Linked DNA regions of Homo sapiens: region 2 is linked to region 1. A link is a loop called in an ENCODE intact Hi-C map of the cell type or tissue named here. Cell type or tissue: B cell. All regions are shown on one strand. Each heading gives the region's core, and the rest is flanking DNA. Links, peaks and the distances in the headings are about the cores only. Region 1 overlaps ANXA6 (annexin A6). Region 2 holds the start of LOC107986463 (a long non-coding RNA gene).

Evidence for each region. Hi-C counts contacts between places; a loop is a spot of excess contacts. Peaks named below come from ENCODE experiments on the same cell type or tissue, not always from the same donor. Only the 100,000 strongest peaks of a DNase experiment are listed, where the experiment ranks them.
Region 2: a loop joins it to region 1, with 8 times the contacts of the local background. A loop is called at or near these places in 105 of 110 quality-filtered maps.

Annotation. Positions count from the first base shown.
Region 1 is chr5:151,106,206-151,121,795 of GRCh38, forward strand. ANXA6 (annexin A6) reads right to left here. Exons shown (of 26, transcript NM_001155.5): 18 at 13,095-13,185; 19 at 11,553-11,632; 20 at 10,922-10,975; 21 at 4,422-4,439; 22 at 3,548-3,641; 23 at 2,250-2,345. Among named protein-coding and RNA genes, the nearest start is that of TNIP1, 33 kb to the left of the region's middle. In B cell, for the core only: CTCF peaks have their summits at 9,291 and 9,502; a DNase peak (open chromatin) is centred at 9,266; H3K27ac peaks cover 2,627 bases.
Region 2 is chr5:151,160,287-151,175,876 of GRCh38, forward strand. It overlaps LOC107986463 (a long non-coding RNA gene), which reads right to left and starts at 15,173. Exons shown (of 3, transcript XR_001742936.2): 1 at 14,903-15,173; 2 at 9,753-9,907; 3 at 8,299-9,273. It also overlaps the pseudogene PDGFRL2P. RefSeq lists an enhancer at 4,384-4,493. In B cell, for the core only: CTCF peaks have their summits at 4,712 (motif pointing left) and 4,911; a DNase peak (open chromatin) is centred at 4,695.

The sequences.
Region 1 (15,590 bases), core at 7,501-11,500:
CTCAAAGCCTAGGGTTCTCTAGCCCTTCACAGCTGCTTGACTGCAAGGCTCCAGAGCCCACGCACAGGTGTCTCAGACAGCTTAAAAAGGAGGAACCAGACACCAGTACTATAGCTGGAATGACTCTGGATATAATGAGAACAGACGGCAAGAGGCTGGAGTTGCGTACCCCAGTGGCAGAGTCAAGCAAGACTCCTCTGCAACAGGCTCAGGAACCCTGTGGAAAAGATCACATCACACACCTCCCATCTCCAGCTCCTTACATATCTCCCTACTACCTCCCAAACAAATCCCAAGCTCCTTGGCTTGAATGTCAAAGCTCCTGGCCTCCTTTGCAACCTCATGGCCCTTGCTCCCCCATTCCCAGAACAAACTGCAAATTCCTGTGTCTCTCTGTCCTTCCTGGATAGATGCATTTCCTATCTGCCCTTCACTACATTATCTCTCTAAATCAAATCCCATCCTTCAAGGCTGTACTTGATGTCCATGCCCCCAGTCATGACATCACCTCCAGGAAGCCTTCCCTGACTTCAGACCTAGGGCTTTATCAGTCTGGCTAAGAAGCACGCTGGGCAGAAACTTCTCTCCTCTGTAACCAACCCCACAAGTCTTCCTAAAAACTGAGCCTGTCCATCTGTCACATGGGACCCCGATGCCTGCCATTGGATGGAGGAGTGTGAAATGGTGTGTTGTGGTGTGTGTTTGCACGTGTATACCTGTTCAAGGTGGGAGGAGAAAGGGAAGAGGGAAATACACGAGGAGGGTAGGAATCTGAAAGTGTCTCCAAAGGCTAATTATTCTGGTGTTAAGAACATGAGCTTTGGAGGTAGGCAGCCTGTGGTTTGAGTCCTGGTTCTACTGCTATAAGCCTCTCTGAACTCAGTGTCCTCTTTTGTAAAATAAGCTGGTTAAGAGCACCTGATGAGAATGTAACTAAACCTGCGTGCAACTAACTTTGCGCAGGGCTTGGTGGGAAACAACAATACAAATACAAACTAACCCTTGTCCAGTGAGTATTACATGCCAAGAGGCACCGTTCCAAGTGCTTTACATATAATTAACTAATTTCAGCCTCACAAAATCCACCCTATGGGCTGGGCACTGTTGTTATCTCCACTTTACAAAGGAGGAAATTGAGACACAGAGGTTTTGTGACCTGCCCAAGGACATATAGTGAGTAAGTGGCAGAGCAGGGATTCAACCTGGATTCCATGCTTTTATTCGTCGGGCTATCCCGCCTCCTAGATATTGCTCCTGGGTGGTAAAGGCCCATCACGTGCTAAACAACACCCCTACCACCACCTCTACTTCACCCAAATCTAACACACCTTTCCCCCACATTTTAGTGTCTCTGAAATCAAGATGTGTTTTATAATTGAAGGCAATTATGTGAAAATCTTCCACGGATACCTCTTGGTAAGATTTTTTAAAAGTGCATTGATGCAATGTGTTTTATAGTAAATGAAACAAGATACCACTAATGATGAATATTAATGAGAATAACTTCAGCCCTAACCCATATCCACTCATCCATATTTATACACGGTGGAATTAAGATCCAAAAGGGAAAAACCTTTTCAAAGTCAAGAGCTCAAATTATATAAGCGTAACCAAAAAGCCAGGTACTGAGAGGAGACGAGGGTCTGTGTGTGTGTCATCTGCATCTAGCGTGTATGTGTCTTGTATGTGTGTGCATGTGTGCTGCGTATATGTGGTGTGCATGGGTCATGTGTGCATAGTGTGTGAGTGGTGTGTGTGTAGGTGTAGTGTCTTGTGGGGGTGTAGCATGTATGTGTATATATAATGTGTTCTGTGTGTGATGTGTGTATGTGTGGTGTGCACCTGTCACATGCATATGTAACGTGTTTTATGTATGAGTGTGTGTCACATGTGAGAATGTGTGTGTGTATAGTATGTGTCTTGTATATGTTAGGTGTGTGTGTCAAGTGTGTGTGTGGTGTGTGTGTGTATACACCCTAGTTGTGCAGGACAGCGTGCCCCCTCCCCTGCCTGCCCCAGTCTTCCTGGTTCTTCCCTAGCAACAGTTATTTTCTCACCCTCTCCTGCAGCCTCGCACAGACCTCATGACATTCCTGCACAATCACACATTTGGCAGCACCCCTGGAGGCGAACTGTGACAGTGTTTACTTTCCAGTAGTAGCTTCGGAGGCTGCCAAGGTTCTATTCTTCCAGAGAATCTGTTCAAGTTCCCAGTGCCCCCAGCCCTTCCCTTAGTCCCTGCCAGTTACCAATGGCCACAAATGCATCCCTGACATCCCCAGACATCTCCTTCTTGATGGTGTGCTCCACGTCATAGTTGGTCATCTTGATGAACTCCTGGAAGACTGGCCACAAGAGAAGCCCCAGAGGTGGGGGTGAGCTTCAGTGCAGGAGGCGGAGGACCCCTCCTCAGCCCCACCCAGTGCCTCCCACAGGCTGTGCCTGAGAAAGTGGAAGGGCAGCAAATATGGCCACAGCCCAGGCCTAAATGCATTGGGCAAGATCATCCCGATAGAGAAGCTCTGACATCAAGGCTGCCGTGGGCTCAGAGCCAAATCTGTCCCACGCCAGTCCCCGTGCCTGGCCAATGGTCTTAGAACCTCGGCCAAGTTCTGGGAACCCAGGCTGGGGTAGTAAAAGGAGCACGGGTCCTAGTCATGGTTCTGCCCCAGCTCACTGAGGGACCTTGGGTGATCCCTCTCCTTCCTGGGCCTCCTCTTCCTCCTGTGTCCGCTTGGGATGAAGACACAATGATAACACTCAGGAAACACTCACTGAGTCAGGCATTGCGCCAGTGCTTTATGTGTGTTATGTTTTTTGTATCTTCACAACAATCATCTCGGGTAGAGCTAAAACCCTGATTCCTACGTAAGGGAGCTCAGGCGCAGAGATTCGGTGACTTGCCTGAGGTCACATGGCTGTTAAGTGGGGGATTCAAATCAAGGCCGTCCAGTGCCCAAGTCCATTCTTTTAGCCACTATGTTAAAGCACCTTAAATACTGAGAAGTGCCAGACATTAAATGTAGACATTTAATGTAGTGCCAGACATTAAAATGTAAATGTCTCAGTGCAGGACACTTCATGATTACCGAGTGCCAGGGCCACTGCATACAGGTGTGCCCTGAGCATGCGGCAGCCTGTGGTTCAAAGATGTCTATGTGGGTCTTGTGCCACCACCACCTCTCGCTGCCTTGCTCCTGGCAGGCATCGCCAGTGAATCATGACGCGGGACCCCAGAATCCTTAACACAGCACTCTAGGCAGCTACTACCAATCAGAGTTGGCCTTTGAGGTGAAATCCAGTTGCTATACCTAATCCCGGGCATCCCACCTGCTTCCCTAAGGAGGAGAAAGAAGGTGAGGTATAAGTGGTAGAGCCAGGACTAGAACCCAGGGCTCCAGAGTCGCCGTCACCCATGACACGCTACTGCTGGGTTAAGGAGGAGGTGGGTGGGCAACGGGCTCCTCTTGCCACAGAGAGCTGAGAGGCTCTCATCAGATTCTGGGATCTTCCTGCTGAGCTGGGAAGGGAGGAGGTCAGGCCTCACCTCTCCGGAGGTGCGGATAGCTCCGGGTACACAGGATCGTCATGAAACGTGTCTCCAAGGAAGTTTTGTCTCCACTAGGTGTGTCTGCTATTTCCTGCAGAGCCCCAGTTGGAGCAAGGATTTGGGAGGGGAGACATGAGAAAGCCTTGGTTATTATTCACTTTCATGTCTTTGCCTGGGCTGAGGGCAGTCAGAAGCTGGGCTCACCCAGCCATCCAAGGGGGCCGAGACTGGTCCCCTCTTCCTTCCTCAAGCACAATGGCTTCTATACTCCCCTCTCCAGTTCACAAGGACCCTGTGAACTGACAAAGATGGCCTTAGCACTGGGTACTTCCATCCTAGCCTCAGGACCGTGGGGCTGGGGCTCCTAGGAGGACCCACATAGACTCTGAGCATAGCAACTGGGAGTTCCCCTTCCATCCCTCAACCTTTCTGCAAGCCCCTCTGGGAAGGGTGTATGGGGTCATATGCAGAGAAGATGGCCTGGCCAGTGTTTCCCCAAGCGGGGTCAAGGGCAAACACACCCGATCACACTGCACATTAGTGTTTCCATGATTGTCTTCTAGCTAGCTACTAGTTCTATTTATACTGATAGTAAATTCCCCTTAACTCATTTTGGGTTTAAGAGTGAGTCGATTTAAAGATCAGTATTAATAGCTGGTGGTTACACAGCACAAATCGTGCCAGAGATGATTAGCTGAAGTTTGGGAAACACTTGCCTGGCCTATCTTTTACCAAGCAGGGCCCGGAAGGGGAGAGAGAGAAGCCGCACAGCAAGCTCCCAAATCACTGCTCGATACTGCCCCGCTCGGCCCAGTAAAGGCGGACTTTACTCAGAGGCCGTTAAAACCCAAATGAAGAACAGGACACTCACCAAGATCTCAGCAGCCACCTGAGAGCAGGGAGGGGAGAGAGGAGGGAGAGAAGGGAGGCAAGAGTCAGAGGAGGTTGGGGAGGCTGGTGCTGGGGCCCTGGGGTGCAGGGTGAGGGGCCTGGCTGGGAGTGGGAGAGGTCCCAAGAGACCTGAGAGAACCCGGGATGCGAAAGGAAGGGGGGTAGGGACAAGATAAAAATACCTTCCTATGACCTTTTGGGCTGGAGCTCAGAATGCGGATAGGCCTGGCAATAACTAAAAACGTGTTCACTTGAAGGGTAAGAGAAAGACACAGAAATGGGGAACTCTGCCCTTCGCACCCCAAAACCCAGAGGAGATTCCAGGCCTGTTTCTTTGTCTGAAAGTGGAAATAATCCCTGCCACTTCCTTACAGAACCACTGAGATGTAAATGTGAGCAGTGCAAAGTTCTCTGCACCCTTTAGCATATTCAGAGTTCCAAGGCAAGAGACATGTAATTTTAGCCTTCATGTTACAGACAGGAAAGACTGGCCAGCTGAGGCCTTAAGGGGAGCTGACCTGCCTGGAGGCACACAGCAAACAGTGATGGGAAAGTCATTTTACAAGGGTTACTTTTAATCACTGCACTATGCAGAGCACAAAATTCTGTGGTTAGGACACTATTTTGTTAGGCAAATAGCTGTGACTTGGAGAGCCTGGGAACAAAATACCCAGGCTCATGTACCTAGGCTGCGTATTGCTTTCGCCGTTCCCCCAGAAACTCTGCTGACTTTATTCTATTGGATAGACTGAACTCTTTATAAACTTCACAATAGCCTATACTCTGGAAACCTTCCTCTTCTTTTCATTGCATAATTGGCAATGTCCGTTAAAAGTTAAAAGGCATATGCCATTTGATCAAGCAATTATATTGCTAGGAATTTGCCCTACAGGTATACTGGCAAAAGCCTTCCACGATAGAATACAAGACTGTTCACTGCAGCATTCTTTTTAATTTTTGGAGACAGGGTCTTGCTCTGTTGCCCAGGCTGGAGTACATTGGCACAATCTCGGCTCACTGCAACCTTGACCTCCTGGGCTCAAGCGATTCTCCTGCCTCAGCCTCCTGAGTAGCTGGGACTACAGGTGTGTGCCACCACATCCAGCTAATTTTTTTATTTTTTGTAGAGAAGGGGTCTCACTTTGTTGTCCAGTCTAGCCTCAAGCAATCCTCCTGCCTTGGCCTCCCAAAGAGTGCAGTGGTGCGATCTCAGCTCACTGCAACCTCCACCTCCCAGGTTCAAGCGATTCTCCTGCCTCAGCCTCCTGAGTAGCTGGGATTACATGTGCATGCCACCAGCCCAGTTAATTTTTTTTTTTTTGTATTTTTAGTAGAGATGGGGTATTGCCATGGTGGCCAGGCTGGTCTCGAACTCCTGACCTTAGGTAATCCACCCGCCTCAGCCTCCCAAAGTGCTGGGATTATAGGCACTGCACCTGGTCAGCATTTTTCATACTAGAGAAAAACTGTAAACCATCCTGAGATTGACTTGTTAAACAGGCTATGACTTATCCAATCAATGGAAACAATCCATGCAGTTTTTACAAAGGATAAGATTATCTACAATGCTGATAAGGAGAGTTTCCATTTAAATTAAGTAAAGAAGTAAAGTATAGCATATTTTTGTGTAATATAGTGTTTCTTTTATCTAGATTCAAAAAAAAATAGACACTCACTTTCTCATACTTCCTGGGAAGTACTTAAGAAACTGTCGAGACACCTTTGAGGAGAGGGACTATGAGGGAAAGCTTTCGCATTTTTTTTATTCTTCCTGAAAATTTCTTAAAGATGCAAAGATATTATTTCATTTTAAATTTAAATGTTAAATAAGAGTTATCAAGGCTACTAGGATTATGGGCTGCTTCTGGTTTTTAAAATATTTTTCTGTATTAAAAACAACCTATGCCAGGCACAGTAGCTCACACCTGTAATCCCAGGACATTGGGAAGCCAAGGTGGGAGGATCACTTGAGCCTATGAGTTTGAGACCAGCCGGGATAACGTGGAGAAACCCTACTCTACCAAAAAATTAGCTGAGCATGGTGGCGCACGCCGTTATTCCCAGCTACTTGGGGGGCTGAGGTGGGAGGATTGCTTGGGCCTAGAAGGTGGAGGTTGCAGTGAGCCAAGATTGTGCCACTGCACTCCAACCTGGGTCTCAACCCTATCTCAAACATCACAAAACAAAAACCTAGTTGAACCCTGAGGACATCATACTAGGTAAAGAAAGCCAGTCATAAAAGCATAAATACTGTATAATTTCACTTACATGAAGTCCCCAGTCAAATTCACAGACATAGAAAGAATGGTGGTTGCCAGGGGCTGGGGGAAGGGAGAATGGGGAGTGACTGTTGAGTGGGTCCAGAGTTTTGGTTTTGCATGACGAAAACAGTTTTGGAGGTGGCTGGTGGTGACAGCTGCCCAACAATGTGAATGTACTTAATGCCACTGAACTGTATACTTTAAAATGATTGGCCAGGCATGATGGCTCACGCCTGTAATCTCAGCACTTTGGGAGGCTGAGGCAGGTTGATCACCTGAGGTCAGGAGTTTGAGACCAGTCTGGCCAACATGGTGAAACCCTGTCTCTACTAAAAATACAAAAAATTAGCCGGGTGTGGTGGCAGGTGCCTGTAATCCCAGCTACTCAGGAGGGTGAGGCAGGAGAATCACTTGAATCCGGGAGGTGGAGGTTGTAGTGAGCCAAATTGCAACACTGCACTCCAGCCTGGGCAACAAGAGGAAAACTCCATCTCAAAATAAATAAATATATAAAATGATTAATATGGTAAAGTTGATATGTATTTTATCAAAAATTTGTAAAAACTTATGCTAAATAAAACGGTATCATTTTTAAAAAGAGAGAGAGAGGGACATGTTTAAAAAATTTAACAGAAAAGAATCCAAAGTCCCAATTGTTCTCACTTACGCGGGTCAGAGTACCCTAGACATACTCGGTTTTTCAAAGCATCTTTAAGATAATAATATCTGTAATGTAAAAAAAAAGTGGTGGGACACTAAATTAATATTCACCACAAAAGCTTGTTCTTATTAGCCTAGCTACTTCATGCAAAAATTAATCTGGACAGTTCCTCAAATGGTTAAACTTAGAGTTCTCATATGACCCAGCAATTCTATCTAAGAGAAATGAAAACATATGTGCACACAAAAACTTGTACACAAATGTTTAGAGCAGCATTAGTCATAATAGCCAAAAGGTGGAAATAACCCAAATGTCCATCAGCTGATGAATGGATAATAGACTATTATTTGGCAATGAAAAGGGAGTACCAACATGCTACAACACGGATGACCCGTGAAAACACTGTTAAGTGTTTAACATAGTGTTTAGGTTAGTGTTTTCTTAAGTGAAGAAGCCAGTCCAAAAGGCCACGTATTAATATCACTGTATTGACATGAGGTGTTTGGAAGAGGCACATCTGGAGAGACAGAAAGTAGATTAGTGGTTGCTTAGGGCTGGGGGGTTAGTAGGATATGAGGAGTCACAGCTAATGTGTATGGAGTTTCTTTTGGGGGTGAAAAAATGTTCTAAAATTGATTGTGGTGATGGTTGCATTAAGTCTGTGAAGATACTAAAAACCACCAAATTGTACACTTTAAATGGGTCAATAGTGGGGTAAATGAATTCTATTTCAAGAAAGCTGTTATATTTTTAAAAGCCTGGGCCAGGCATGGTGGCTCACGCCTGTAATCCTAGCACTTTGGGAGGCTGAGGCGGGCGGATCACTTGAGGTCAGGAGTTCATAACCAGCCTGGCCAACATGATGAAATCCTGTCTCTACTAAAAATACAAAAAAATTAGCTGGGCATGGTGTTGGGAGCTTGTAATCCCAGCTACTTGGGAGTCTGAGGCAGGAGAATTGCTTGAACCCAGGAGGCAGACGTTGCAGTGAGCCAAGATTGCGCCACCGCACTCCAGCCTGGGCAACAGAGCGAGACTCCGTCTTAAAAAAAAAAAAAAAAAAAAAAAAAAAAAAAAGTCTGAGTATTGATTATCTAAAAATGACCACAATCCTTCATTTCATGGTAGGTCTATAATAATTATTTATAATTTATTGCTCTAATTGGACAACAGAGTGAAAGGGGAAGCAATTAACAATCACTGTGGGGCCACAGTTGGAAATTGGACATATGTTCAACTGGTTAATAACAGTCCCAGACTTCTAAGAGCTTGAGGGTGTTCTAGACATCCAGAGTGAGAGACCGCCAGGGAGGCAGTGTAAAACAGGCAAATACAAACTGCCAAGTACTCATGTGCGTTATCTAAGGGGGAGCTTGACTCGGCCCTATCAAATGCCCTTAATTTTTATATACATTTTGCTCCCACATTTCCATTTCATCTCTGGAAATTCATTCTAATGAATAATTCATGAATGTGATAAAAGAGTTTGCTACTAGGAAGAAGGCTGGTTAAATAACATGGTAGATTCAGATATGGAACAGTATATAGCCATTAAATGATATCGTTGATTTAAAAATGCAACAATATTCACATAGTATTAATTTTTAACTGTCAGAAATAAAGAATCCACTTTTATATATACATAGAGAAGCAACTAGAATAATGTATGCCACAATACTGACAATGCTTATTACTATTAGGTTATGGAGTCTTTTTTGGCTTCTCCTTATTTTCTAGTTTCTATAAAAGAATGTACTGCTAGTTATAAGAAAATGAGCTTGGGTCTAGCATCCTAAATCTGGAGAAGCAGCCGAGTTGGGCAGGGATCTCGCTCAAGGGTCCCTTAGCTATTTCCACCCGGGTTCTCTCTCTCCACTTCTCTCCTTTTGCGAAGCAGCTGTCAGCAAGGCCCACCACTGCCCCCTGCTAGCGGCAATTGGAAGCACAGCCTCATTGGCAAACCAGGCACCAGGCAGAAGCATTCCCTGGAAGATCAATTCAGGGTTGGAGGATGGATTTGGGGTGAGAGCTGAGATTTTTAAAAAACTCTCAGCAGCACACGAGGCTGTTCACAGTAATACTTAATAAACGTCTGTTGAATGAGTGAATGAAATGTGGCCTCAGCAAGCCACCCTAGTGTCTGGCTGGGTTCTCAGCCTAACCCCCATCCATGTGCCCACAATGTAGCTGAAATGCCATACATTTAAATGTAACCCTGCAGCTTTTGACAACCATATTCCAAAGCAAGGGTTGGACAACTGGACAACAACAGCTATTTGATGTGGAAGCTGCAGGGGACCTTAACTCTACTGGGTCTTGGAAGATATTACTGTAAATGGAATTAAGCATAGACTCTGGCATCAGGCAAGCCTGAGTTCAAATAAAACCACCACCACTTAGAAATTCTTTCATTGAAGAGGTTAAGGAGCTTCATTTTCTTCTAGTAAAAAGGGAGAACATAAAAACGTATAGAATAATCTTGGCATCGTTCTCAATATATAGTATGCATTCTAAAAATTATAATTACAATTCTGTAACTGTCAGGTTCCAGCTAAAGATTTTTCTAGCTCAGATGCTGTTGTAGCAAACCACACTTCTGTTATGGGACCTGGGAACAGAAAAGTTGGTTCCCTGACTCTCAATCCATCAGTGCTCTTTTCAACTCACCAACTATAAAAGAAGGGGGCTGGATGTCTATAAAAGTCTGTGGTGTCTGTGCCCCACATCCCTGGACACAGCTTTTGGGGGCGGGAAAATGAGGCAGTCAGAAGAGATGGAGACATGGACCTGGGTCAGGCTACTGGGTGCTGGGATCAAGGTGCAGGTCAGTGGGGGACAATGCACTGGCCTCAGTAGGGACTGCCCAGCCATAGAACCCTCAGGGAAAATGAATTTGGGGTTGTCCAACCTCCAGAAGAAGCCATTTCCAGACCTCAAGCTCACTAGGCTAAGGAGCAGGGCTGAGGCAGAGCAGCCAAGAGACTCCTAGAGAACCCTTTTCCCTGCTATTCATTCAACAAATATTTATTGAGCACTGATCATGTGTTACTTTGGATATATCAGTGAACAAAATGAAGATTCCAGCCCTTGAGGAACTTACTTTCTAGGCTCGTCCCAGGACACTCCCTCCAATCTCGGTCCCATTTTACAGATAATAAACCGAGGCCTTTAGCACTCAGGCCCTCTTCTCAGCAAGTTCCCAGACCAGCTCTCTAGGGGTCAATTCTACTGGGGCCACTGATTTGCTGTGTGACTTTCAGAAGTCATTTGCCCTTTCTGGACCTCCATTTTCCCACTGTAACATGAGGGCTTTGACCTGGGTGATCTGCAGGTCCCTGCCAGCTCTGAGGGTCCTGCTATTCACCTAGGAAATGCCAGTAATACCAGCACCACACTTCTAAACCTCATTTCTACAGTCTAAGTATCAACCAATCAAACCAACCACGCCCCTGCCAGGAGCCTTCACTCACAGACAGGGCCCGGCGTAGACACGCATAAGCTGGACCTACATCTCAGGGACACCCGGCAGAGGTGACTGGGGTGGGCTGGGGGTCTTACCTGGGCATCTTCCCGTGCCTGGTCCAGGTTTTCTCCTCCCTCCTCACGATGCCCCTGCAGCAGGAGCAGCAAGAAAGTTCAGTCCCCAAACATCGACCCATCTCCATCTCTGTACCACCACACACCCTGCTCATTTTCACCTCTCTGAATGCTCTTCCTCATCAGCTACACAGGGACGAAAATCCTGCCTCTATAAGGTAGGCTGTTGTGGTCATTAACTGAGAATGTGTGCAAGACACTTAGCACCAATGCCTGACACACAGCAAGCTCTCGGTAACTGTCAATGAGGGTCTGCCATTTTGGTTATGGGAATTCAAGAGATGGTGACAGAAGCTCCCAGGTAACAACACAGGAGAGGGTCACCCATATGGCTTTGTCCTGTGAGCTGGGGGCCCAACAAGCCAGGACAAGGGCCACCAGGGAGGACTGTCTGGAGAAGGTGGTACCACGCCAACTTTGACAAGGGAACAACAGGGGTAGGCGGTGGAACTCTAAGGAGGCAAGTGGGGAGACACCCCCTCTCCATCAGGAGTGCACTTCTAACTCCCCTGTGCCCTCCACTCAGTAAACCTTCCCTTCCTCCCAGGCCTCCCGATGGGCAAGCCGACCTGGGGCCCATGAATTCACTCACCGTGGCCAGAGAAATGAGGATCCTCCTGAAGTGGCCAGATGTGTCTGAGCTCAGAGCATCCTCCAGGGACTTGTGATAGTCTGAGGCAGAGAAAGGGGGTGTGGGTAGCTGCTGGCCAAGAAGGATTTGGTTGCGGGGAGGGAGGTCCAGGAAACTCAGGCTTGAGCCAGGGCAGTATTGGCAGGGGGAGGTGGGGATGAAAGGGTTTGTAACTGGCTCATGGGGGCATCCAGCCATCCTCCTGCTGATTTTGTAAGACAATGGGCATTCCCATCAACCCATCATCTCCCCTCCATCCCCTCAGCTCTGTCCCAGTTGAGGTCCCATTGCATCTCGCCTTTAATATTTAACAGCCTCTTAAGTCACCTCCCTGTTGTCATTCTCTCTTCTACCTTCCCTCCTGCATGGCAGTTGCTAAACCCAAAAGCAGAGCTCTGACTATGTCACTCCTGTACTCAAAAATTCTGCCATTTTAAAGCTGCTTATAAGATAAAAAATGTAAACTTTTTTTTTTTTTTTCAAGACAGGGTCTCACTCTGTCACCCAGGCTGGAGTGCAGTTGGCATGATCAAGGCTCACTACAGCCTCGACCTCCCTGGGCTCAGGTGATCCTCCCACCTCAGTCTCCTGAGTAGCTGGGACTATAGGCACATGCCACCACACTTAGCTAATTTTTTTGTTTTTTGTTTTTTTTGAGATGGAGTCTCATTCTGTCTCCCAGGTTGGAGTGCAGTGGCGTGATATCGGCTCACTGCAACCTCTGCTTCCCAGGTTCAAGTGATCCTCCTGCCTCAGCCTCCTAAGTAGCTGGGGCTACAGGCGCATGCCACCACGCCTGGCTAATTTTTGCATTTTTAGTAGAGACGGGGTCTCACCATGTTAGCCAAGTTGGTCTTGAACTTCTGACCTCAAGGGATCCACCATCTCGGCCTCCCAAAGTGCTGGGATTACAGGGGTGAACCACCGCACCCAGCCAATTTTTATATTTTTTGTAGAGACGGGGTTTTGCCATGTCGCCCAGGCTGGTCTCGAAGTCCTGGGCTCAAGCAATCCGCCTGCCTGAGACTCCCAAAGTGCTGGGATTACAGGTGTGAGCCACTGCACCTAGCCGATTTAAACATTTTTGACTGGTACTCAAGATTCTTCAGAATGAAAATATGGGGCCACTCGCTTAAAAATGAAGAATTTCTGGACAGTGACAGCATAGCTTGCAACCAAGTGTGGGGCCCTTCTGGCTGTGGGGCCCTGTAGAACTGCATGGACTACACACCCCTAGAGTCGCCCTCCCTCTCTCCAGCAGGCCAGAATGTTCTCTGTTCCCACTTCCAGCCAAGCCCTTTTCTACCTCCAGGCCTTTGTCCTACCAGGACACCTGTCTTTTCCCCAGACACAGGGATGGGCACACCCAAGAGGCTTATCAAATCCTCAAGGACTGAGGGAAAGGAGACAGGCCAGAGTCCTGGGCAGAGCTGTGGGCTGGGGTTGGAAGTTGGGGGGCCTGGCTGTTCTCCCAGCATCTGGGCCCAGGCCTCCCAAACTCACCCTCCTTATAGGCCTCATTGATGGCCCGGATTTCAGCATTGGTCCGAGTGGCCAGGATTTCAATAAGAGCCTTTTCATCTGTGCCGGCTCCCTGGAATGTCAAGGCAAAGATGATCTCAGCCATAGTTCTGACCTCCTGTGCAGAGGTCCATGGGGCCCGGACGGCTAAAGCTCAGGCCAAGCATTCCTGGATTTTCTCCTCACCTCCAGACATGGCCCTCAGGCCCAAGACCTTGGCACAACCAAGGCTGACTATGCCAGCCTCTCAAGATCCCCAGAACCTCCCATGTGAACTGCTTTGCCTTCCAGCCCCCCAAACAGAAAAGGTATATAGGCGTGTGTGTATAACACCACATATACACATGAACATCTGAATAGAAATTTCTACTTGTAAGTATTGGAAGAGAACAGAAGGACACGCACATGCCTCACAGTGTTAACTAGCAGTTTGGTCTCTGTGTGAGTGAAGGATCACAGATGATTGCTATTTTCTTCTTTTTTACTCTATTTCTTCAAGTCTCCACAGTGAACATGTATTATTTTGTTAGAAGAAAAAAAGTTTTGTGCTTAAGATAAAATGCTAAATTTTTTTTCTTTTGAGACAGAGTCTTGCTCTGTCGCCCAGGCTGGAGTGCAGTGGCATGATTACGGCTCACTGCAACCTCCGCCTCCCAGACTCAGGTGATTCTCCTACTTCAGCCTCCCAAGTAGCTGGGGCCACAGAAGCATGCCACCATGCTTGGCTAATTTTTGTATTTTTTGTAGAGACAGGGCTTCACCATATTGTCCAGGCTGGTCTGGAACTCCTGGACTCAAGCCCAAAGTTTTAGGAATACAGACGTGAGCCATCATGGCTGGCTTACATTTGTTTACTCTTGGATTTGAGGAGTGATTTATGAACTGAGGCGTTACATGCCCTGGACTAAGGCAGGCTGGGGACCTGTCATGCAAAGATCTGCACACAGGGAAGCAGGGAAACTATCAGGGAGGAGAGGAGGCAGGCAAGATTGACTGATTGATTGACTGAATGAGTCAATGACTAATTCACTCATTCAGGTACTTGTTAAGACACCTATTATGTGCTAGCCACTGTGCAAGGTGCTGGGGCTACAACTACAAAAAAAAAAAAAAAAAAGTCCGGGCGTGGTGGCTCACACCTGTAATCCCAGCACTTTAGGAAGCTGAAGAGGGCAGATCACTTGAGGTCAGGAGTTCAAGACCACGCTGGCAAACATGGTGAAACCCCTTCTCTACTAGAAAGACAAAAAAATTAGCTGGTCGTGGTGGCGTGCGCCTGTAATCCCAGCTACTCAGGAGGCTGAGGCAGGAGAATCGCTTGAACCTGGGAGGTGGAGGTTGCAGTGAACCGAGATCACACCACTGCACTCCAGCCTGGGCGAAAGAGCGAGACTCCGTCTCAAAAAAAAAAAGAGAAAGGCAAGAGGCAAGACATGTTCTCTGTCCTCAAAGAGGTTACTGCCTAGTGCTCTAATGGTCCTGCCTTCTCAGATCCTAGGAGATTCATCCTGATTGAGATCTTCAATCATTTCTTTGTTAGAAGCAGGTGTGTGGTGAGGCAATCAAGAAAGTCCTGAGACTGGGTCTAGCCCTCGTCTCCCCCTAACTCACTGACTCTCTGAGCCTCTCTGTTTCCCACTTGGAAACTTTGAAAATGGAAAGGATTCAGTTGGGTTACCTCATCGATCTCTTCTATTTCTGAACCCTGTGTCTTTAGATCGTTTGCTTTTTGGCTTAGGTATTTTAAGAAACAATCATCTCAATCTGCTTAGCCTAGGCAATGTTTTTATAAAGTCCTCTAGCTCCCCATTGCTGCCCTCCTCTTAATGCGCAAGGGGCCAAAAGCACTACTGGTTTTATGCGGTTGTCAAGACAGGCTCTAGAGTCAGAAAGACTGGTCTGAACCTCAGCTTTGCTACTTCATAGCTCTATGACCATGACCAAGCAACTTAACCTCCAAGTCTCAGTTTCCTCATCTGTAAAATGGGGACAAAATAAGAGCCCTGCCTTGTGGCTTGAGGAGGCAACTAATTGAACTAATGTACCTAACCTGGGAGAGTTACCATATGCTCTTTATAAACAGTAGCCATTAGTACAATTGGTACCTTGGGAAGCAAAGCAGTTCTAGCAACTTCTGGGCCAGGACATAATGCTTTCTTGTTTAATGTAGGGTCAGGTCTTCGGAGTTAACAATGCCCTTCATACCTGTGACCTTGATTGACCTGTCCTAGTTTGAAGGGCAGAGGTGACCATTTCCATTTCCCAGATGAAGGCACAGAGGATTGGGAAGTGTAAGGAATGGCCCAGTCACACTGTGAGTGAGTGGCAGGTCTAGGCTGGAGTACAGACTCCAACTGCTGGTGCTTTCGTTCGAGACCCACCCCACTTCCTCCAGCGGCTCCATGAGACCCTTCTGACACCAGTGGGCATGTGACTTAAGCTGAATCAACTTGGAGTAAATGCCAAGCCTGTTGTTGG
Region 2 (15,590 bases), core at 3,120-7,119, 50 kb after region 1:
AAAAGTACAAAAAACTTGTGCTCTAGTCATTATGAAATGGCATCTATAATTGTGTTTTTGATTTGCATTTCCCTTCTGACTAATGATGTGGAGTATCTTTTTTGTGTGCTCATTGGCCACTATTTGTACATCTTCTTTGGAAAAATATCTAATCATGCTTTTTGCTCATTTTTAAATTGGATTTTTTGTCTTTTTTGTTGTTAAGTTATATGAGTTCTTTTTATATTCTGGATAAGACTTTTGTGTTTGTTTGAGACAGAGGCTCGTTCTGTTGCCCAGGCTGGAGTGCAGTGGTGCCATGTCGGCTCACTGCAACCTTCACCTCGTGGGTTCAAGCAATTCTTTCCGCCTCAGCCTCCCAAATAGCTGGGATTACAGGCACCTGCTACCATGCCCAGTTAATTTTTGTATTTTTTTAGTAGAGACGGGGATTCATCATGTTGGCCAGGTTGGTCTTGAACTCCTGACCTCAGGTGATCCACCTGCCTTGGCCTCCCAAAGTGCTGGGATTACAGGTGTGAGCCACCGCACCTGGCCAAGACATATTTTTTAAAGGGTCACTGAAGTCTCCTGTGTTGGAAATACTGAATACTGTTGGGGGAAGAGTAGAAGAAGGGGATCTGCTAGGAGATTTTGCAGTAATCCAGGCAAGAGACAGGCTGGTATAAATGCAGGTGGGGGAAGTGGTTGGAGATGGGATGTATTTGAAGGTTGAACATGATTTCCGAAGGATCAGGTGGGAGATGAGAAAGAGTCAAGAATGGCTTCAGGGATCCTGGCCTGAGCCACTGGAAGGATGGAGTTACCATCAACTGAAATGAGCAAGACTGCAGGGAAAGCAATTTTGGGAATTAGAAGTGGGGAAAAGATCAGGAGTTCAGTTTTTGACCAGTTTGTTGAACATTTCTATTAGACACCCAACAGGAGATGTCAAGTACGCAGTTGGCTAGTCAAGTCTGGAGTTCAAGAGATGAGATCCTTAAGGGAGAAGAGAACTAAATATGGAGTCCTAGTTCGGCAAAAGGAGTCAGGCTGGCAGGACCAAGGGAAAGCAAAAAGAGAAAGCAGATAAGCTATAAGTCTGCCTTTCTTCATGGCCCAGGATGCATAGCCCTCCTGTGCGAATAACTCACAATCTTATCTGCGCCCAGCTATTGCCAGACCCTCACCTGATAGAAAAATGCACGCAAGCTCCCTGCACCCTTGATGTTATCAGTACTGCACAAAGCCCTCTTCAGCACACAGCACAAGCACCATCCTATAAAATCCTTAGCCAGATTTTGTTTTCTTGCAGTTAGCTTCTGTTTTGCTAACTTGCCCGTTGCACCCTTGCAACGTATTTTCTTTTCTTTTCTGTTTTTCTTTTGAGATGAAGTCTCACTCTGTCGCCCAGACTGTAGTGCAGTGGCACTATCTCGACTCACCACAACCTCCGCCTCCCGGGTTCAAGCGATTCTTCTGCCTTAGGCTCCTGAGTAGCTGGGATTACAGGTGCGTGCCACCACACCTGGCTAATATTTGTATTTTTAGTAGAGATGGGTTTTCACCATGTTGATCAGGCTGGTCTCAAACTCCTGACCTCGTGATCCACCTCGGCTTCCCAAAGTGCTGGGATTATAGGCATGAGCCACCACGTCTGGCAGCAATGTATTTTCATACTTTCTCTAATAAATCTGCCTTTCTTTACCTACAACTGCCTTGGTAAATTCTTCTTACTGCCTGTACCGCCAGCCCCAAATAGTTGCTGATCACCCACGATGCTAAGGACCGAGTCTGAGACACTCTTATGTTACCATTTGGGGAGAGGCCGGACCCGGTGGCTCATGCCTGTAATTCCAGCACTTTGGGAGGCTGAGGTGGGTGGATCACTTGAGGCCAGGAGTTCAAGACCAGCCTGACCAACATAGTTAAACCCCATCTCTACTAAAAATACAAAAAGTTAGCTGGACGTGGTGGTGCATGCTGTAATCCCAGCTACTTGGGAGGCTGAGGCAGGAGAATCACTCCCAGGAGGTGGAGATTGCAGTGAGATGGCACCATTGCACTCCAGCCTGAGAGACAGAGTGAGACTCTCAAAAAATAAAATAAAAGAGTTGGGGAGAAGAAAAGAATTCAGCAAAGGTGACTGGGAAGGAGATTGTAGTAAGATGGGAGGAAACTACCCCAGGAGAATGTGGCAGCAAAGTGAAAAATAAGGGAGTGATCAGGTGTGTCAAATGCTGCTTTTAGGTAAAGTAGGACAAGGTCTACAAATCTATCATTGGGTTTAGCAATGTGAAAGCCAACTTATCTCTTGCTGTGAATTGCAGAATGTTGGGGGTAAAGGCCTGATGGGAACGGTGTAAGATAAAAAGCCTAAACTACTTATTCTGGGAGTTTTGCTGCGAAGGCCAGCAAGGGAATGAGGCAGTGTCTGGCAAGGGAATTGGTGTCAAGAGAAGGGCTTTTGTTTGATTTTTTTAAAGATTGAAGACATAACAGCATATTTGTATGCTGGTGGGAGTTATCATATAGAAGGTAAAAAAATTGATGGAGGAGAGAGAAGGGAGAATTCCTGCAGCAATGTTTGGAGACAGAATGGGCTGTAGTGTACAAATGTCAGGGCTATTTGTATTCTTAATTTGCAATAAAAGTAACTGAAATTTTTGATCTTTGCCCAAATTCAGCCCACGTGACTGAGGCAGGATTGAAAGCCAGATTCCCTTGACTGCAGAGCCCAGGGCCTTAATTCCTGAGCTACAGCAGCAAGTAGGAGTAAACACTAATATACTGCTCATTCTCTTTGAGCTAATCATCACTTACAGGAATCAATCCTAAGAAAATAATCTAAAATACAGAGGAAGCTGTAGGCCCAACACTGTTTTATTGTTGTTGTTGGAGACAGGGTCTCACTCTGTCACTCAGGCTGGACTGCAGTGGTGTGATCATGGCTCAACTGCAGCCTTGACCTCCCCAGGATCAGGTGATCCCCTCACCTCAGCCTCCCAAGTAGCTGAGACTACAGGTGTATGCCACCTGCCCAGCTAATTTTTGTATTTTTTGTAGAGATGGCGTGTCACCATCTTGCCTAGGCTGGTCTCCTATGCTCAAGCCATCCTCCTGCCTCAGCCTCCCAAAATGCTGGGATTACACCAGCATTGGTATAATGTGAGCCACCATGCCCAACTTTTTTTTTTTCATTCTTTTTTTTTTTTTGAGACAGGGTCTCATTCTGTCCCCCAGGCTGGAGCAGTAGCACAATCTCAGCTCACTTCGGCCTCAACCTCCTGGGCTCAAGCTATCCTGATGCTTCAGCCTACGGAGTAGCTGGGACTACAGGTGTGCACCACCACGTCCAGCTAATTTTTTTCATTTTTTGGTAGAGACGAGGTTTCACTGTCCAACACTGTATTTTTAAAATTGTTTTTTATTTCAATGGTTTTTGGGGAATAAGTAGTTTTTCATTACATGGATAAGTTCTTTAGTGGTAATTTCTGAGATTTTAGTGCACCTGTCACCCAAGCAGTGTACACTGTACCTAATGTGTAGTCTTTTATCTCTCCCCACTCACCCCAGAGTCCCCAAAGTCCATTACATATCATTATTATGTATTCATGTCCTCATAGCTTAGCTCCCACTTGTAAGTGAGAACATATGATATTTGGTTTTCCATTCCTGAGTTGCTTCACTTAGAATAATGGTCTCCAACTCCAATGCAGGTTGTTGTGAATGCCATTATTTCATTCCTTTTTATGGCTGAGTAGTATTCCACGGTGTATATATACCACATTTTCTTTTTTTTTTCTTTGAGATGGAGTCTTGCTGTGTTGCCCAGGCTGGAGTGCGGTGGCACAATCTTGGCTCACTGCAACCTCCGCCTCCCGGGTTCAAGTGATTCTCTTGCCTCAGCCTCTGAGTAGCTGGGAACAGGCACCTGCCACCACTCCCAGCTAATTTTTGTATTTTTTAATTAGAGGCAGGGTTTCACCTGTTGGCCAGGCTGGTCTCGAACTCCTGACCTCAGGTGATCCGCCTGCCTTGGCCTCCCAAAGTGCTGGGATTACAGGCGTGAGCCACCATTCCTGGCCCACATTTTCTTTATTTACTCGTTGATCGATGGACATTTAGACTGGTTCCATATTTTTGCAATTGCGAATTGTGCTGCTAGAAACGTGTGTGCAAGTGTCTTTTACATATAATGACTTGTTTTCCTCTAAGTAGATACCCATAGTGGGATTGCTGGATCAAGTGGTAGTTCTATTTTTAGTTCTTTAAGGAATCTCCATACTGTTTTCCATAGTGGTTGTACTAGTTTACCTTCCCCCACCAGCAGCAACACTGTATTTTTCAAGTGCAAAAGGGAAACAACCTACACATCCAGGAGCTGTGGAATTGCAAGCAAGCCGGGGTCACGCAGCCTTGCTTCCAGGTGGAAACAAACCCTGGAAGGAAGCATACATGGGTTGGAAACACGTGAAGATGACATCATCTTTTTGGCACTTCCCAGGCCCCTTCCTCTGTGGAGTGGCCTGTCTACAGGTGTCTGTAAAAGAGACGGCATGATGCTGTGATATGGGCTGGAACAATGGACTGAGATTCCAGATTTTCTCATGTCCCTTGTCAGGGCTGTAGTTTCTCTGATTATAGGAGAAGAAAGTTCAAGATCTCCCAGTTGCCCTCTGAGGAAGCTGGAAATGGTCAAATATTGCCACCTGCTGGCAAGTTCCAGCTCTGCCTGGCTTCCATCAGAAGAGGGTGTATGTTCCCAGAGACAGGTCTTACTTCAAGCTCACTAGAGGAAGGGGCCCCAAGGGATACTGTTCAAATGACTACCTGGAACACCCCCTTCCTCCACAAAAAGTCCCCTTAAGACCTCTCTCAGTGTCTGGAATTCCTCTATAACGGTTGAGGATTGTTTGTTTTTATACGAGAGAAAATAAGGAGATTCTAACGACTTGGCATGAAACAGATTATTTTCTACTATGAGGTCTCAGCAATGGGAGGCCGAGTTGTAGGATGGCAGGGGCCCCTGTGAGAAGCATAGGCCCGAAAACAGCTGAATTAGAAAAAGCAGGGTAGTACAGTGCTTTCCAGTACAGCCTTTACATTTAAAAGAAAATGAACGAAAAAGTCCCTGGGCTTCTGGGGTCCACCGTATTCTAGCTCAGTGACTGTGAACCATTTATTTATTTTTTTGTCTGAGTTTCTGTTAGCTTAGTTATAATAATGAGTATTATAAAAGTATCCACCTTGCAAGATTGTTATGGAATGCACTGATATGACAACAGATCATTTAGTAGCAACTAGCACATAATAATGAGAATAAATATAAGCATTACTACTACTATTAATTTAATGGATGAAGTCCTGGCCTGTTCATCATAAGAGGTGAGAGCTAGTTCTAGCTGGGTTCTATTACCTTGCTCTTGAGTTTTGTTTGTTTCTATATGTACAGAGAGGGGAATGAGAATGAATTATGTCTTAAGATTCTTTTTGTGTTCATACATGATGATTCTGAGTCTCTAACCATCTAAGAGTCCATTTCCCGGTTGAAGGGTCTGTTTCAAGATTCTATGACTCTGAGACCCTCTTTCTGGAATTCCAGAATTCTATAACTCACTCAGAATTCTACCGAAAGCTTCCATTTGCACAAGTTATTCCCTCTGCCTGGAATGAAAGTTCTTCCAAGCCTGGAAGAGGTTGCCTCACTAGCTCTTACTGCATATTTCGCCTTAAACAGCACTTCTCAAAAATTCCTTTTTAATTCATCCTCCAATGTTTTTTATTTTTATTTTATTCTGTTTCATTTTTTGTGAGACAGAGTCTCATTCTGTTGCCCAGTCTGGAGAGCAGTGGCATGATCAACCTCCATCTCCTGGGCTCAAACCATCCTCCTACCTCAGCCTCCTGAGGAGCTGGGACTATAGGCATATGCCACCACACCCAACTAATTTTTGTATTTTTTGTAGAGATGAGGTTTTGCCATGTTGCCCAGGATGGTCTTGACCTCAGGGGCTCAAATAATCTGCTTGCCTCACAAAGTGCTGGGATTATAGGTGTGAGTCACTGTGCCCAGCCCTCCACTGTCCTTTTTATTTATTTATTTAATTTTTGTTTCTTTATTTATTGGTAGAGATGGGGTTTTGCCATGTTGCCCAGGCTGGTCTTGAACTCCTGAGCTCAAGCTACCTGCCCGCCTCGTCCTCCCAAAGTGTTAGGATTACAGGCATGAGCCACCGCGCTCGGCATCTCGATGTTCCTTTACGCATCCCTTCCCATCGTCTGTCCTAAAATTCTGTTTTTTTCCATGATCATACAGATCTTAATTGGTAATTATATTTTTATTTATATGATTTTGGTTAATGCTTGTCTTCTTTACGTTCCCATTGCTTGGTAAAGTAGATAATAACTATTAGATGAATGAAAATTAAATGAATGAATGAATTCTACAATTCAAAGTTTCCATGAGTGTTTATTCCCAAGGTCTTCTATTTCAAACACTCCATACCACCTGCCCCACCTCAAGGTTGACACCTGAGAAGGGAGTGACCTTTCCAATTTCATAATGTTGCCTGGACCGTGTGTGCCCTGCCCGCTTGGTTTCCTACCCCTCCGTTATTGGCCTCTTTGGGATGCCTTGGATTAGAAGAGAAGGCTGAGCCATGTCTCTGCTATTGAAACCAGCCTGTATCAGCTATTCATTCACAGCATGTATTTGTCTAGTGCCCACAAAGTGCCAGGTGCTGTGCTAAGGTACTGGGGACAAAGCATGAGCAAAGCAGACCTGGTCCCAGCTTTTGGAGAGCTCAGAGCCTACGAGCCCAGAGACAGACATTCACGACTCAATTACACAAATTCCATAAAATTACAAACCATGATAAGTGCTGGGGGACGGAGAGGAACAGGGCGCTCTGAGAGCGTACAACAGTTCACAGTCTAGACCCAGGACCTTGGGCTCAAGGGCACAACGGGGCCTTGGGCGGGTCCTGCATGAGCGTTATCTGGGACACGTGGATACTCTTTTTGTGGAATCTCTGCCCTGGGAAACCATCAGCTAGAACTTGGGTTCAAGGTGGTGGCCTGCCAAGCTCCCAGCACTTTCCTTGAGATTCATAAGCCTGTGAGGCTGGAAGCTAAGCAATCACCTCTCAAAGCCCTTCCCCTCCTTTTCAGTGGACTTGGTCACTGAAAAGAGAATGGTAAAGCCCTGGAAGGCCAGAACTCTAGGCGCCCGACACCCTCCTTGAACAGGCCGGGAAACTGGGGCCTAATGAGAAGAGGCTGTGCAAGGTCACACAGCAAGGAGCAAAGCGATAACGAGAACCCAAGCTCCCCAGCGTCCCATTCTCTGCTGCTTTCTACCCTACCTCCCTAGTTCCAAGAATGGTCATTGATTTTATAGAGGGAATACTGTTTCAACCAGAACCTGGGAGGGTTTCCACTGGCTACAAGCAATAGTTAGGACATAGACAAAATTCTGCAGGAGAGCAAGAATCTTACAGCTACATTTGGAGAGGTTTGCCCTGTGGTGGTTACTTAGGACACAAACACACATGAGGGAAAATACATCAGGTGACATGTTTGGATTGAATAGCATTCTTTCATTTTCTTGAAGGAAAATGTAGCTATTTGAGCCTTGAAATGCTAGTTCTTGCATTTTGCAGTGTTGTTTCCAGTAGCAAAAAACTGAAACAATCTAAATTTCCTTTGGCAAAGGAATGGATAAACTGTGGTAAAGCTCAACCTTAGAGTACAATGCAGCATTTAAAAAATAATGAAGGTTGAGACCAGGAGCTTGAGACCAGCATGGGCAACAGCCTGGGCAACATAGTGAGACTCAGTTGCTCCAAAAAAAAAAAAAAAAAAAAAAAATCCAGGTCTGGTGGTGTGCACTTATGGTCCCAATACTCAGGAAGCTGAAGTGGGAGGATTGCTTGAACCCAGGAGATTGGGGCTGCAGTGAGCTGGGATTGCACCACTGTACTCCAGCCTGGGTAGCATGGTGAAACCCTGTTCAAAAAGAAAAAAAAAGGCAGGTGATCGGGGGGAACAAAGGTAGGTCTGTATAGGGCACTAAAGCACATTATTGAGTAAAAAAATGCAAATTTTAAAAAACATATATATAATATAAAGCCATTTACAGAAAAAAGAACTCATGAAAATACTGTATTTTTCTATAGATACACATATAGGTACATAAATGCAGAGAAAGGTCTGAAAGGAAACACACCAAGGCGCTAACCTCTGAGGAAAGGTGGGGATGGCCATGTGTGTTGGGAGGGGGCTGATGGGTTGGTCAAATGGAACTTAAACTTTATCTGTATTTTTCTGAGAGTGAATTTTATTTCTGTATTATTTAAGTGAGATTGTTTTCTAGAAATACCATACTTCAGCGCAAGTGCCAACAAACACTTTCTGTAACAATGTAGACAATGAATATTTTAGACTTGGTGGGCCGCACTGTCTCCGCCCCAACTCTTCCATTCTGCTGTTGTAGTGCAAAAACAGCCATAGATGGGACGTGCAGGAATGAGTGTGGCTGTGTTCCAATAAAACTTTATTTACACACATTGAAACCTGAATTTCATACAATTTTCACGTTACCAAATTTTAATTTTTTTTCAACTATTTAAAAATGTTAAAACCATTCTTAGCTCACAGGCTATGCGAAAGCAGACAACCAGCCAGATTCGGCCCACGGCTTTAAGGCCAGTTTAAGCCTCACCACCTTCCTAGCCCCACTCACCTATTTTGTCCTCTCATCTTCCTGTCCTTCAGCACCCCCATGACCTTCCTGTGACCTTCAATGGCCCCTCCAGCTGCCGTCCAGCCCTGTCTGTCTGCCCTTGGGGACCCTCTCCTCCTGGCTGCAGGACTGTTTTTTCCTGAGCAGGTCTCTAAATAGCTCCATTCGCCTTGGCAGGGGGAATCCAGAGAAAGGAATTTTGTTTGGAGTCATGAGAAGCCAGGACTCACCACTTTGATTTGCTTTTGAAATTAGGTCCCCTCCCCTCCCATGGACAGGGGTCCCTGGCCACTTCCCTGAGCATGCCCCAACAGTCTCTCTCCTGCATTCCCTGCTACCAACATTTGCGTCTTGGCTTCTGGTTGCTCCGCCATGGACCCCAGAGTTCTCTGCTTCTTGGCCTGTTGCCTGCTCATCTAGGTCATTTCAGGTATGGGCATCTTCCATCTCAGCAAATCTTTTTATTCCCCTGCAGTGTCCTGAGGCCCCTGTCTCTTCATTTCCCGGGAGCACTCCAGGCTGGAGTGCAGTGGTGCAATCACATTTCCCTGCAGGAGCAGAAGGAAGGGTGATGAGCACCGGAACCTTGATGTCAGGAGGCTGAGTTCCCCGCTCAGCTCCTTTGCTCACTGTGCTGCTTTGGCCAAATCACCTCTCTGAGCTCAGCTTCTTCATCTATGCAATGACAAGGTTGAACTGTGTGCTCTTCCAGGTCTTTTCCAGACCTAATGGTCCCCTCTGATCTGAAAGATCATTTTTAGTCTAGCAGTCTGGGACTCATGTCATGGTTTGGAGAGCATGGAACTCTGGAATCTGATGGAACTAATTCTGGCTCCTCCACTAACTGGCAAGATTTAATGAGACTGAGTCTCTAAGACTCAGTTTACTTAGGAATATAATGGGAATAACAATAACCTCAAAATTACAGGGTGGTTTTAAAGTTAAACGGTGTATATAAATGCTTAGCCTACAGCCTAGTACATAAACACTCAATAAATAATAGCAATATTATTTTAATTTTAAATACCCTGAGTCTAGCCAGGCATGGTGGTGTGCACCTGTAGTCCTAGCTACTCAGGAGGTTGAGGCAGGAAGATCACTTGAGCCCAGAGGTTCGAGGCTGCAGTGAGCTATGATTGTGCTACTGCACTCCAGCTTGGGTGACAGAGAGAGACCCTGTCGCTAAAAAACAAACAAAAAAAAAACAAGCAAACAAGTGAAACAAAAAACAGAAAACACCCTGAGTTCATCATACTAAGATTATATAATCCTACGATCCTAAGTGTTTACTCCTAGCTTCTTTGAATCTAAGCATCTATAATTTTGTTCACAAAGATCAACAGTTTTAGGGCTTTATCGAGGGCAGGGCCTGAAGAATTTATAGCCCAGAACTTGATAGCAGATAGATCCCCAGGAGAGGCTGAGGCCCCAGAGAGCTATCACCTCTGTCTCTCAGCTTCCAGACATTCTAGGAAGAGGTTGGGGACATAATAATCCCTGCAAAATCGTGGCTGTGCTCAGAACAGGATTTAGAGGGATGTTGTCATCCCAGATTTCCTCTTCCAGATACTGCTTGGCTGTTGGATTCTCCTCAAGGAGCCTCATATGGAAGGAAAGGGGCAGGCACCTTCATGGTAAGAAAGTAGCAGTTTATCAAAGGGCTGATGGTTGGGGTTGGTGGGTTTGTTGGAAGGAGAAGGAACTGGAGAATGGGGGTGCTGGGAGTGAGGTGAGCTCAGATAGATAGGTCATGAGCAGTGAGAAGGAGCCCTGAGAGTTCATGTAGTCCAAGGATTTAAAACCATGTTCTGAGGAATTCTGCTGCCTTACTGCCTGCCTTAGAGTAAGGGTGGGTGGTGATTGAGAAGCTGATGGGTAGGTCTCCAGCTCCCATCCTCTCCAATCAGAGTAACCCGATTATTTGTTTTTTAACATTGACCTTTCAGTATTTCAAGGAATTGTTCTGTTATCTATAATCAACCTATCGATTGGTTTGTTTTTAAACCTGAAAACCTCAGGTTTAGTCTTATCTCTTTATCTCAAAGATGAGGGCTGGGTATGGTGGTTCATGCCTGTAGTCCTAGTGCTTTGGGAGGCCAAGGCGGGAGGATCATTTGAGGCCAGGAGTTTGAGACCAGCCTAGACAAAAAAGTAAGACTCTGTCTCTATTTTAAAAAAAAAAAAAAAGGCCAGGCGCAGTAGCTCACACCTGTAATCCCAACACCTTGGGAGGCCAAGGCAGGCGGATTGTCTGAGGCCAGAAGTTTGAGACCAGCCTGGCCAATGTGGTGAAACGCTGTCTCTATTAAAAATACAAAAATTAGCTGGGCGAGATGGCGGGTCCCTGTAATCCCAGCTACTCGGGAGACTGAGGCAGGAGAAACACTTGAACCAGGGATGGGGAAGTTGCAGTGAGCTGAGATCTCACCATTTCACTCTAGCCTGGGCGACAAGAGTGAAACTCCATCTCAAAAAAAAAAAAAAAAAAAGAAGATGTATGTGATATTGTGTGTAAGGCAGGTTAGAGGCCAGGTGACAAACAGGGGGCTAACATAATAGTCCAGATGTGATCTGACCAGGGCTTGCACAGATGGTGTTAGCAGTAATGATGGAGAGAAAAGGATGCCTCTGTGAACTATTAGGAAGGAAAAAAAAGAGCCTCAGGACTTGGCACAAATTGTGCAACCTTCTCTGTATGCAGAGATGATTTGGGGCTGGGTGGCAGAGAGGCACATGGAACAGTATTGCTTCCTCCTCCATGAGGAAGAAAAATGAGATCAGTTGGTAAAAGTTAAAGACAATTTTTCTTCCTCTTCCACAAGGAAGAAAAATGAGATCAGTAGGTCGATATCTAAAAGGGCTTCCTAGCAGTTGGATCCATTCTGCACTAAGGCCACAGGTGGGACTACAATGGGCTCTGGAGTTAGGCTGGCCTGGGTTTGAGTCTGGGTCTCCTTCTTGGCACAGTACAAGAGAATGTGGAAAAGTTAGTCTCTATAAGCCTCACATGCCTCACCTGTAAAATCAGAATACCTTCTTTGCAGTCATTAAGAGAGTGAAATAAGAAAATGTATTTTAAGGGGCTAGTACTGTTCCAGAAATACTGTAGGCTTTGCCAGTGGTAGCTATTGGTACTGTTAAGTGCTGAGTTCCCTATCATTAGGCATATTTAACCTCATGTTGAATGACCTCTTTTGTAGCATATTCTAGAAGGTTTTGAAATCTTGGTACAAGCTTGGAAAAAACAATGTGTAGAATCCCTTCCAGGGCCCACCAGCAGTTCTCCTTCTAAGGAATTCATTCTAAGGAAGTGATCTATTCAAAGGTGCATGCACAAGATGTTTATTCCAGAATTGTTTATTTCGGTTAAGAATATGAAATAACCTAAATACTCAACAATGAAGAAATAAATCATGATACATCCCTACCATAAAATACCATGCAGGTCATTTAAAATGTTGTTGCAGGGCCAGGCGTGGTGGCTCATGCCTGTAATCCCAGCACTTTGGGAGGCTGAGGTGGGCGGATCACCTGAGGTCAGGAGTTTGAGATCAGCCTGACCAACATGGCGAAACCACGTTTCTACTAAAAATACAAAAATTAGCTGGGTACGGTAGTGCACACCTATAGTCCCAGCTACTTGGGAGATTGAGGCATGAGAATTGTTTGAACCTGAAAGGCAGGGGTTGCAGTGAGCCGAGATGGTGCCACTGCACTCCAGCCTGGGTGACAGAGTGAAACTCTGTCTCAAAAAAAAAAAAAAAAAAGTTGGTGTAGGCAGGGTGCGGTGGCTCACACCTGTAATCCCAGCACTTTGGAAGGCTGAGGTGGGCGGACCACTTGAGGTCAGGAGTTTGAGACCAGCCTGGTGAAATCCCGTCTCTACAAAAAATACAAAAATTAGCTGGGTGTGGTGGCATGAGCCTGTAATTCCAGCTACTTGGGAGGCTGAGGTATGAGACTCACTTGAACAGGAGGCGGAGGTTGCAGTGAGCCAAGATCGTGCCACTGCACTCCAGCCTAGGCAACAGAGTGAGACTCTGTCTCAAAAAATAAAATAAAATGTTGGTGCACATGTATTTCTTGACATAGAATGATAATAACATATTCCTAAGTGAAAATGCAGATTAACAATATGTCTTACATTTTCCATTTTATTTTTTAACAAAATATTTAAAATATTTGCATTTAAAAGCCTTGGAAAAATATGCTTCAAAATATTAACAGTGGTTATCTCTAGATGATAAGCTTCAGAGCAAATTTAATCCTTTGTCTTGGTTTGGCTGTATAATTTATTTTTTATTTATTTATTTTTTTCTGAGATGGAGTCTTTCTCTGTCACTCAGGCTAGATCATGCAGTGGTAGGATCTCAGCTCACTGCAACCTCCGCCTCCTGGGTTCAAACGATTCTCCTGCCTCAGCCTCCCGAGTAGCTGGGATTACAGGCATGAGCCAACACACCCGGCTAATTTTTGTATTTTTAGTAGAAACGGGGTTTCACCATGTTGGCCAGACTGGTCTCGAACTCCTGACCTCATGATCCGCCCACCTCGGCCTCCCAAAGTGCTGGGATTACAGGCGTGAGTCACTGCGCCTGGCCAGCTGTATAATTTTTTCTCTGAGTAAGAATTATTTGTGGTAGTAATAAATGTAAAAATTGACAGAACTCTGAGGTTCCACTGAGGTGAATGAAGGCTGGTGATCCCAGACCCACCCTGTTTTCTCTGCAGGTGAAATCCCGGAGCATGGCAGAACTCCAAAGGCTCAGAAAATGAGGGGCTCCAAAGCAGCTGGCCCCAGTGAGGTGCAGCTTTCAGGAGCCCCCTGCCAGAGAAAACCCAAAGCAGACGGGAGCCAGAAGCCCATGCAGATGAAGACCCCCATGGAGGCTATAGCCTCTGCAACCCCAAGCCCCCCACCTGACCCAGGTGTAGGGAAGGCCCGATTCCCGAAGGTTGGGGACTCTTTGAGCCCCTGGAACAGCACTGCAGGGGGAAGGTGGTCCACTGGAGGGTGCCTGTATATCTGGAGGAGGAGGGGCGAAGGACGCCTGAGGTATGGGGTGGAAGAACTCTGGCAAAATTTTAATGGGTCTAGGAGTGTGTCAGAGGATGTTGGGCAGCAGTTCACAAGCACAGTGACAACAGTTTACAGGGATTAAGATGGCTCAGGACCCACACTGGGCATCCTGTTATGTACAACCATAGGCACCTAAAAGAAACAGTAAGATGGGCCCGCGAGCCCCATCAGATGCATAGTGATTGAACAGAGTAGGAGACAAGCAACCTTCCCACAATCCTGGGCTGCTTAAATGAGGGTAGGGGGTGGACCACAAATAGTGCCTCTAGGGAGGGACGTGGCAATGGAAAAGCAAGAGGCTGCCTGCCTGTCTGACCTATCTGTGGCGGATGGCAGGCTGAATACCACTCTTCTGCCAAGGACACCATAATAGGGAGGCCAAAAATGAAAGCAAAGTTGACCCACCAGTATTTCCCTCTGCCAGTCCAGAAGGAAATCAGGCAGAGGCTGGGATAGAAAACTGGGTTCCAAAGATTCGCCTATCCTCTCTCACTTCAGCCTCTTAAGATGGCTCTGGGACTCTGCCTCCTTTGTGGGTGGAAGTGCATGGAAAGCATTTGCAGGCTTGCACCAAGAGACATCAGGAAGGTGCCGAGGAGCACAAAGACGCTTGTGGCATTCCATTCGTGAAGTGCAAAGTCAAAGGGAAGGAGGGTTAGGCGAGCCAATCAGAAACTACGGGTGGGGCCAATGCAAATCCTAACAGATCCATTGAGAAAGGGGGAAAGATTGGGTGGGTGGGTGGGTGATGAAAGTTGGTGATGGGAGGGAGGACTGTCAGTAGACCAAATGCTGCCCACTAGGAGTATCGGGCCATCCCCATCGCCTGCCCGTCCCGCCCCTACCATCTGTCTTTCAGAATCAAGCACTTCAGCCAGTGCAGCCAGCTGCTGCTGGTGAACTCCTCTGGCGCAGACACCGGGGAATATAGCTGTTGGGCTCCGCACTGTCAGGACGGCGCATGCGCTGAATGCCTGGCCTACCAGAGAAAGACTTTCATCTTCTTCACAGGTGCCCTGGAGTCAGGGTCTCCAAGAACCTGCGTCCAGGAAAGTCCTCCAAACATAACCTTCTTTGGGCTTTCTCTTTAGACTCACCTGTAAGATGAGGGGAGTGTACTAGTCCTCCAAGATCCTTCACGGACATTCAAAGATTCTATGGCTAGTTCCATGGAGAACTGAGTAGTCACAGAGTCCAGCTTTGTCCAACAGAGGAAACACAGGACTCTTCATAGTCAGCAATGTCTCTTACTCAAATGCAACCAAAACAGTAACAATTATCCAATCGAGAGGTTATTGCTTTTGTTTTGTTTTATGAGACTGGGTCTTACGGTCTTGCCTAGGCTGGAGTGCAGTGGCATGATCACAGCTCACTGCAGCCTCGACCTCCTGGGCACAGGTGATTCTCCCACCTCAGCCTCCCAAGTAACTGGGACTACAGGTATATACCACTATACCTAGTTAATTTTTGTATTTTTTGTAGAGATGGGATTTCACTATGTTGCCCAGGCTGGTCTTGAACTCCTGGACTCAACCTATCTTCCTGCCTTGGCCTCCCAAAGTGCTAGGATTACAGGCATGAGCCACTGCGCCCAGCCCTATCTAGAGGTTCATGACCCCTACTACCAAGCATCACCTGGGAGCCTGTTGAAAACAGATTCCTGGGCCTCACTCCCATTAAGACTGTGTGGAGTCTGGGCACCTGCCATGTCAACAAACCCTACAGGTGATTCCAATCTTCAGACAGAGGTGGGAACCCACAGTCAGCGCTTCTCAACTCTGGCTG